Regions from separate parts of the Homo sapiens genome. Here region 2 is linked to region 1. A link is an interaction called in ENCODE POLR2A ChIA-PET data of the cell type or tissue named here. Cell type or tissue: PC-9. All regions are shown on one strand.

Region 1 (5,000 bases):
CTCCAATTTAAATCAATATTAAAATCTTCTTTCTCTCCTAATAGTTGATCTTGTCTTATTATTTTTTTGCTGCCTGAAATAATGATTCTCTTTCACATATATCCATTGCACTGGTATAAAGGGAATTATGATTTCAGAATTATGGTTCTACCTAAAACTGGATGTATGTATGTGTGTGCATGTATTCTATCAATGCTGAAAATGTACATAAAAATATGTATAGCAAAACAATAAAATCTTTCCTACTTCTAATTTGTCAGTTTAAGCAAACACCATGTTCTTTAGGAGCCTGTTTTCCTAGCTCTGTACCTATTTTCAAATGAAATCATGTTTTCCAGGTACAGGGAGTAACTATTTCCATCATTTCTAAGAACACAGAACACAAAATTCATAAAGTACAAATAAAAGTTTCTTCACGTGTCTTAGTATCTAAACAGAACTAAAAATGGGAAGACAGCATATTTAATTTCTTTCTTCCTTTTCAATTTGCAGTTAAGGCTAAAATGGTGATGACTTGTCTTTTCCCTTCCCATTCTGTACCCTCAGCTTCACATATATCCTCAGCCTAATGAAACCAGTTTCTCTACAATTTTCAAAATGCTCTTGACTCTCATTTATGCACAATTGCTCATCCTGTTCCCAGTAAATATGGTCCTCTCATTTTTCTATAAATTTTTGCATTTATGAAAGCCCAGTTGCAACTCACATGATATATTTCTTAACTTTCTCATTCAGTTTTTTGAGTAACCTTATTCTTATTTATATTAATATTTAATGCTTCCATATTCTTAGAAACTTCATTAGAGCATCTGACGTGTTTTTAATGCCTCTTTGAACCTCAGAACTATCATGTTGGAAATTATTACCATTTCCATTTTTCTGATGATAAACAAGAACTGAAACTCACAGAATTTTAGACTTTCTTCCCTAAAGGCAAAGTGAATTAAATGACATATCTGAACTAAGGCTAGTTTGCTTATGACTTCAAATGACATGTCTACCTACCACATAGAGCCATGCTCAATATATAATAGGTATTTAAATTAATTGTTATTCATGCATTCCCATTCAGAATTAGGGGGAAAAATGAACGTATAACTATGACTTAAGAGGAATTACACTGAAGTTTTCCTTAGTGAATTTAATGTGAATATATAGTTATTTGTGTGATTAAGTCCGTGTAATTAGGAGTTTAATGTGTGTATCCCCAACAGACTATAAATTCATTTGTTTCTTATTGGTCCCATTTCCTAGCACAGTGCCTGGCTCATAATAGGCACTTAACAAATGCTTGTTAAATTAATAATGAGTGATGAGGTGCCTCTATATTAGAATGAGCTTATGTGTCCAAGGAGTTCTTTAATAATAAATAGAGAGGGCAATCTTTTTTACTTTTCAGCATTGGAAAGTTGGTAATATTTCTCTTACAGTAGCCCAAAAGGATATGTGCAAGGAGAACTTGAGCAGAATAAAGCTGAGCCGATACTGACCTGTTCCATATTTCAACACAAGTCCCATGATTGAGCAACAGATACAGAAGATTAATATCTGTGAAATCAATTCTAGTTTCAGTATCTGCATTCTAACATTCTTTTTCCCCCTTTCTTCATCTTAAAATGAAATCCTTCACTGCTGATAATATGATGACAATAATGAAGAATGGCTTTCTTGTTTAATAACATGTTGCGAGTATGTCCTTAACAAACAAAATTCAAAGTGAACAAAATGGAATTTATAATGATCTCATTGTAAGGAACAATAAATATTACTTGGGTATAATTTTAAAAACCGGTTGGAGGTGGTAGGGTTGTTGGGGGTAAGAACATATTAAGGATGAAGCTAAGTAAGAGAATCAAAGATAAAAGCATTGTTAATACCTCACTGACTTGGATAAGTTCCTGAGTAAATACTTTACGAGAGGCCAGTGCAGAGCTACTTGAAGTCAAATGAGTAAGGAGAGAATTCAATCCATCCTGGTAAAACTGAATTAACACTCTTTGTTTCTTTAATGCATTGGCTATTGCTAATATTTCTAATCAATCAACAGTGTTCTTGTGCCCATGACTCTGAAACTCTGAAACATAAAACTTTGCAGGGCATTACGCCCAGGTGGCAAGAGGCAAGGTAATGATGTCATTGTGTTTATTTATGGTTGACTGACTAGCTGATTCTTTGTGGATTAAGAATGAAGCTCAACAGATCCCACCCTCTAGTGTACACTCTGCCACATACTGAGATCTTTCAGGCAAGCTTGAACTTCTCTGAAAAGACCAGCGGCCCTATGACTATCCCTGGCAACTTTCAGGATTTAAGTAACTCTCATTGTCTAAGATTTTTACACTCTTCGGGAGCATAAATGTTTTACCTACTGTAACAAGGTTTGGCCATTTAAATTACAAAACTGAATTGGTATTGTTCTGCTATAGTACAGACAAATATATGTGAATGTGTATGCATGGTGTGCATTTAGCATTCATTCAATGTCAAGGTTCGTGGAAGAAGTAAATTATGTTTTCTCAATATTTTTGGCCAAGTGATAATTTGCAGTATTAAATTTGGAAAAAAATGTTTAAACACATGGAAGTAATAGACTCTGCTACTGGACCTGAATCAAGGAGACAACAGTTATGACAATATGTTCCTTCTACTCTGATTCTTGCATAGAAGCCTCATTGGCACTTTGCTGAGCATTACTGTAGAGATTTTTCTAACAATAATAAAGCAAATTTTGATTCAGAAAGATAAATCTAATTACAATCACTATTCAATTTAAGGCCATTTTATATTGAAAATGCAGTGCCAAAAATGTACTAATTAGAACTAGTAAAAATTTAGTAATAATTCACTATATAAGACATATCAAATGGAGGGTTTCAACCTACTTTCTTAGTTGAATAAAATACATGTATTTATAGGTGTGTGTTTATCTTTGAGTATAGATAGATAAATTTGTCTTCATGCCGACATTTAGGTCATGGTGCCACTAAAGTATGTAACTGACCACATGGAACTTTGTCTTCTGACTGCTTGATTCTTGATCTGGTACAAAACCACTCTGAGGCCAAAGACATTGATAAGTGCCTAGCATTTTCCTCTCAAATATGTAATTACAAAGTATTTTAAATAAAAGAGAAAGAAGTGAAATCCTATCTGCTACAACAGTCAAGAGTGAAACTTCCCATTGGTTTAACACTTTAGTGCTTATAAAACTCTTCCATGTATATTTATTTCATCTTCATAATTGTATTGTGGGAAGGTGACATGATCATTACACACACACACACACACAAACACACACTGTGTGTCTCACTCTGTTGCCCAGGCTGTAGTGCAGTGGTGTGATCATAGTTCACCACAAGCACATGTTACCCACACCAGGCATATGTTTAGTTTTTTATAGAGAAGAGATCTTGTTATGTGGCTCACGTGGGTCTTGAACTCCTAGGCTCAGATGATCCTTCCCCCTTGTCCTCCCAAAGTACTGGGATTCCAAGTGTGAGCCACCACACTTGGCCCATTGTACATATTTCAAACTGAAGCCCAGTGAATTTTGGATTTAGCTAAAGCCAGTGATTGCTAAATAAAGACGTTGCCACTTGAATCTAGATCTTTTACCTTCTTTGAGTGAAGGGTTCTTTATGCCAGATCATGATGCCCAGCTTGCCTTTGACATTTGGAGGCATAAAATTATCCAAAATTCTACCTGGAAGGCAAAATTTTGGATTTATAATAAAATCAAATAGAGGCCAAAATATGAGGACTTCAGTGTCTATGAACCCATATACAGCTACATTTTAGTGCTGAAAAATCACCCATGAACTCCTATATGTATAATCCCATAGAACTACAAGTATCCCCTTTGTTTCTCCATTTTGGGAGTGTGTGAGAACCTCAGAACTACACTTTTGCTTCTAACTACTACATCATTACTCAGTTTCCTGTATAATTCTTGAAAAACCAGCTATTCTGGAGTTAGCACTCATAGTGTGTTCATACTTTTCAAATTTTTTTCCTTTTCAAAACTTTTATTCTTCTCAGTAATTTTTCATACCTGACAGTTGAGACAAAGCTAAGTGATGAAATAATGAGACAGTTCAACTTACTCATTGTCTTTATAATGAAATGAATGCAATGCAAAGGCATTGTGTGTGCCTGGTTTTTGTCCATTTATGATCTTTTCTCAGGGTTGATTATTCTTGAACTCTTTTTCATAATTTTCTTTAATATAGTCTCTGAAATTCTTTCAGTTCTTGAATTAGCTTTTATCCTTCAGTTCTTATGTTTAAACCTTTTTTTCATTATTTCTTAGCCTCTATTCACTAGAAGTCATTGACTATAAATAAATGCTTAGATTCCAATTTTTTAAAAGTACTTTGGAAAAATAAATAAGCTGATTCTCTAGGCAACTTATTTTGTATTTCAAACAAATTTACACTCCTTAGAAAATTGCCAGATGTAAGTTATATTGATTACAGAAAATGTAATACAAAATGCTTTTTTCTATCTTCAAAACAAACCAAGCAGAAAAATATTAAAGCATGAATTAAGTCAACTGGATAGATATTAAGACTTACTCTGATCTCACACGTTTTAGAAAGTAATCAAATTCAATACACTTCTAAATACTCTGCCATTCTGTGTCTAAAATGTATTTAAATAATTGTTGACACTATTGGTTGAAATTCACGTCTTATTTATCTTTCTAGAAATTTAAAAAATTTTATAACATAAAATACTTTGCTTACATCAATGATATGAATGTACAATTTAGAGAAAATATGAAAAATTATATTGTAAAAACACTGCTAATTGTGAAGATCAAAACATAATTTATTTGATTTTCAGCTTTCTTAGGCTAATAATCATACATTTCAAATAATTCTTCAAGATGAGAGCTCCCAGAGAAAAAAGAAACTTTATATTTTCTACAGATCTGGACTTAAAAAATGAAATAAATTATTTTTAAAAATAACAACGACAACAAAACCCTAGGAAACACT
Region 2 (5,000 bases), 200 kb after region 1:
TGGCATGAATGGGCAAACAAGACGGCTTATCCTCTTCCCCATTTTGTAGGAAATCACAAGTGTCATAGAGTATTCATTTGCAGAACGTTATAGATCTTATCCATGAGTAGCTGATGGATTATAGATCTTTGATTCAATTAAGTTAGTTATTCAAGAATTTTTTACTGAGGCTAAAATTGCTTGAGGGCTGTTGGACACTGAAGATAGACTGGAAAACCATACACAGCCCTTGATGGAAGGCAGACACTTAAAAATGACTATTTAAAAAGTGACAAATTGTCCAATGGAAGTATAGAGGAGACCAGGGAAGTATATTTTGTCTAAATAATAAATCACAGAATATAGAATGAATTATATTCAGGCATTTAGGGATATATAGTAATATACATTTTATTACTCTGATAGAATTTTAAGCTATGCTAGTGATCACCGGGGAATTTTTAATAAATAAGTAATTTGCATTTAGCATAGTAGCTAATTTAAACCTTGGAGGAGTGTTTCATTACATTCTCCCTCGGGGTTGAACTATTAATAACTTATCTTTAGATATCCAGTAAGAAGGGATGTCTGAATTAGGATATATGTTATAATCCAGCACATATGTCACCTTCCTTTACTCCCTGTGTTAGCTACCTCTGATTCAAAATAGAATAAACTAGTCCATCTTGTCATAAGTCTAACAGAAAGTTATATACTATCCAAGACTGTATTTATGATTGTTTTCATATTTCAAATAATTAGAAATGTGAAAGCTGGCTCCTCAAGAAAAGACAAATTCAGTGACATGAAAGTTGAAACTGAGATGTTTTAAATGACATACTGATGCTTTTAAGTATTTCTATTTTATAGTACACACAGACAAAATTTCATATTTTTTAGTGCTTACTGTTTCTTTAGTTGCATGTCTATTTCTCATAGTTACCATTAAGAAATCTTGTTCCTGATTTTGTCTGAAGACAACGAAATTACCAGGTAATCTTTTGAAAAGGAGAATAAAACCATATGCTTTTAAAAAGCCAATGAAACAATGTGACTAGCTAATTTTCTCTAAGTGAACTCCTTTTAGAATCCTTTAGCAAAATTCTTTTTTTAACTTTAAAACATTAAAGGATTAGAAAATAGTCTCTTATGATTCCAAATCACCAGTAGCCGAAAATGAGGATGTTCAGAATTTAAAGTGGAAAATAGAAGCAATCATTAATAAAGACCAAGCCCACAAAAGCCTTTGCTTTGCCTCAAATTCATGGCCATTTCAGGTAAAAGCATTGTTTTCTAGATTGTTTTCTCCAGTATGTATTTTCTAGTGTTGAACTGATTGCATACCTTAAACTTAAAAGCATTATGTACTTCATTTTAGTACATGTCTATGCATGTGAACACAAAATGTCTCAAACAGCCAGAAAGTTTTGAGAGGTGAAGAGATGTGCATCATTTAGGCATGGTGAAATGCTTTAGTTTAAGTTTATGAAAACTTCCAAAATTTTCTGCATATTTAAGCGCCTTGTATGTATTTTCTCTTCATCTCTACAGATCTTCATAAACAATGAATGGCATGATTCAGTGAGTGGCAAGAAATTTCCTGTCTTTAATCCTGCAACTGAGGAGGAGCTCTGCCAGGTAGAAGAAGGAGATAAGGTGAGTTTCTGAACACTAGTTTCATTTTATGCCAGGTTTCTTGGTTTTTTGCCATTCTGAGCTCCTGAACCCCATTGCAAGCTCCAAAAGACATGCCATGAAAATATGGTTTCTGGGGCAGCTTAGGAAAATTGTCTAAGTTGTCCTTGTTACCAAAAAAAAAAAAAATGCTCTGTAGTTATGTAATAATGATAAACCTGTGCTTCTGGGTGTCATGGTGATTTTTTTTCACATCATTTTCCTTTATTTTCAATTGAAATAGTATATAGATTTATTTTACAGACTATATAAGAAGGGATTGATCATAGGTTATAAAGTAGAGAAATCTTCAGCTGGGCGCTGTGGCTCACACCTGTAATCCCAGCACTTTGTGAGACCAAGGCAGTTGGATCACTTGAGGTCACGAGTTCGAGACCAGCCTGGCCAACATGGGGAAACACCGTCTCTACTAAAAATACAAAAATTAGCCAGGCATGGTGGCACATGCCTCTAATCCCAGCTACTCAGGAGGCTGAGGCAGGAGAATTGCTTTAGCCCGTGAGGCAGAGGTTGCAGTGAGCCGAGATCATACCACTGCACTCCAGCCAAAAAAAAAAAGAAAAGGAAAAAGGAGAGAAATGCTTTATTCATATGAAATTGTTCTTTTTATGTTGCTAGATAAAACTAAAAGTTATTATAGAACTTTTAGAACAATATATTACTAAGTTATTTTATTAAAAATCACTGCATTAATATTATTATTCAACACCTGTAAAAATTATATTATAGAATAACTTAAATTGACTAACAAATTACAAGCGTTGTTATTTTCCAGCTAATAATAGAAACAACAAAAACCAGTTTTTATTTAGTGAAAATTGTTCTCAAGTTCTAAATGCTATCTTCATTTAAAACTTAAAGCAACCCTATAGGGCAGGTACTATTTTGAGTCATTTTTACAAATAATGATGAGATGGCAGAGTAGAAAGGCTGAGTAATTTACTCAAGGTGACATTGCTAATAAGTAATAACCTCAACATTAAAATGCTGTTCCTCTGACACTATAACCTGTGCCTAGTAGGGCTACTGCTTCACTTTGTGATTATTATGAAAGTAAGATAGGGTTGGCCGGGCGCAGTGGCTCTCACCTGTAATCCCAGCACTTTGGGAGGCCGAGGCGGGCAGATGATCTGAGGTCAGGAGTTTGAGACCAACCTGACCAACATGGTGAAACCCCACCTCTACTAAAAATACAAAAATTAGCTGGGCATGGTGGTGGGTTCCTGTAATCCCAGCTACTGGGGAGGCTGACGCAGGATAATTGCTTGAACCCGGGGGTCAGAGGTTGCAGTGAGCCAAGATAGTGCCATTGCACTCCAGCCTGGGCAACAAGAGTGAAGCTCCATTAAAAAAAAAAAATTAAATAGTCTTTCTTATTATGAAAGTAAGATATCCCAGCACTTTGGGAGGCTGAGGCGGGCAGATCACAAGGTCAAGAGATTGAGACCATTCTGGCCAACATGGTGAAACCTCGTCTCTACTGAAAATACAAAAATTAGCTGGGCATGGTGGCGCATGCCTGTAATTTCAGCTACTCGGGAGGCTGAGGTAGGAGAATCACTTGAACCCGGGAGGCAGAGCTTGCAGTGAGCCGAGATCGCATCATTGCAGTCCAGCTGGGTGACAAGAGCGAAACTCCGTCTCAAAAAATAAAAAATAAAAAATTAGATAGCATAATATTAAATAAACTTTTTATTCTCCTCCTGGGTGAGGAGAGTAAAAAACTTCAGAATATTTTTCTGAACACGTAAGTGTTTCTAAGTCTAATTTGAAATGATTTTTCTGCTCTTTAGTTGCCCAGGGGTTGCCAAGTTTTAAATTTCTGTAAAGAAGTAATGTTTTATTTTATTTTATTATTATTATTATTGCTGCAGGAAAAGACTACTGGGAAATTAAAGTCAGCAACACCCAAGGATAATATTATTCATGACAATGTGTTTTAGTTAATTATAGCGATCACATGTTCCTGCCAGTCTCCTGCCCAGTCTTTTCCATTACTTTAGCCCCAGTAAATGAGATCACAAATCTCAACGTACTGGGCCATGCAGATACTTATTCCAAGATAGTGACAGACCTGAGGGGGCCCTTTTAGATTTAGGAGAGGCCCTTGGTTCAGATTTCAGTATGATGAAAACAAGTAAGACCGAAGTCTCAAGCCACAGGAGTACGGAGTTCAACCATAGGGGTTAACAATTTGAGAAGTAGAAACAAAATAAAATGATGACAAATGTCACTGGCTTTCAGATTCAGATTTACTCTTTATACTGAAGAGTTCACCAAAGCATAAATTCTCCATTCTGCTTCTCACTGTCTGTGGGAAAAAGTGCACAAACAAAGGTCCTTTATAATATTACTCAACCTTTGTTTATGGCCTCTTTCCCAGGCCACCGCATTAACTTAAGACTTTCAACTTCGTCATGCCCAGTGTCCATCCCCAACAATTGCTTGCTAGTCACTGCCTCTGTACATGTCCACAGTGTAGTCCTCAGGACCTAGTTCAAGTCACCATCTATAGTAAGAGCGTAGATTTTCAATGTTTGTACTTAACCTTCTTTGAGATTCTGTTCTTTTTCATGTAAAATGAGGAGATAGAAAATGCTTGAGGAGTTAAATATATAGAGCTCTTCAACGGTGCCAGGCATATCCTAAACCTTCAGTCATGCCCGGGTTTTATACTTATTTAAAGCCTTCTCTAACCTTCTCAAGCAGACTTACTCTCTTCTGTGTGGTTATAGGACATTGTATTTGCCTGTATTATAACCTTTGTATTATACAGCTATAGGTTAATTTGTCTGAGACAATATGCTTCTTGCAGAGATCAACACTGCATCTCTCATTTATATCCTTGGTTTCTGGATATAGTATATCCTATAAGTATGCTATACTATATTCGATAGATATACTATACTATAGATATAGTATATTCTATAAATCTATGAAGTAGTCTTCTTTTTCATCAAGTGTTGAATTTCCATACATTCCACATTCCTCACCTTAGGAATTTAGTACTAACCTGACTATTGGCTATGGCAGACATTCTCAAAATTTAGCCTGTCTCAGAATGTCCAGGAAGGCTTGTTAAAACACAGATAGCTGAGCCCCACCTTCCCCTAGGTTTCACTGCAATAATCTTAGAATGGGACCTGAAAATTTTCATTTTTTATCAATTCTTTGGTAATGCTGATGTTGTTGGTTGGGAAGGAGGTGAGGGAATGCATCTTGAACCACCGAACTAAAGTGTTAAGCTGTTAAGTTGTATCTCCTCTCAAGCGTTAACATTTAACAGGGGTCAAAGAGTTTTGACACCTAAGAAAGTTAGTGATTGA

The links. Peaks named below come from ENCODE experiments on the same cell type or tissue, not always from the same donor. Only the 100,000 strongest peaks of a DNase experiment are listed, where the experiment ranks them.
Region 2: POLR2A ChIA-PET joins it to region 1 with 6 read pairs; 3 of 35 experiments call an interaction of 5 or more read pairs at or near these places.

What each region holds. Positions count from the first base shown.
Region 1 is chr9:73,134,623-73,139,622 of GRCh38, reverse strand. No RefSeq gene overlaps it. Among named protein-coding and RNA genes, the nearest start is that of ANXA1, 15 kb to the left of the region's middle. In PC-9, no CTCF peak of the experiment used is centred here; no DNase peak of the experiment used is centred here; H3K27ac peaks cover 1,190 bases.
Region 2 is chr9:72,936,783-72,941,782 of GRCh38, reverse strand. It overlaps ALDH1A1 (aldehyde dehydrogenase 1 family member A1), which reads left to right. Exons shown (of 13, transcript NM_000689.5): 2 at 1,531-1,635. Among named protein-coding and RNA genes, the nearest start is that of ALDH1A1, 14 kb to the left of the region's middle. In PC-9, no CTCF peak of the experiment used is centred here; no DNase peak of the experiment used is centred here.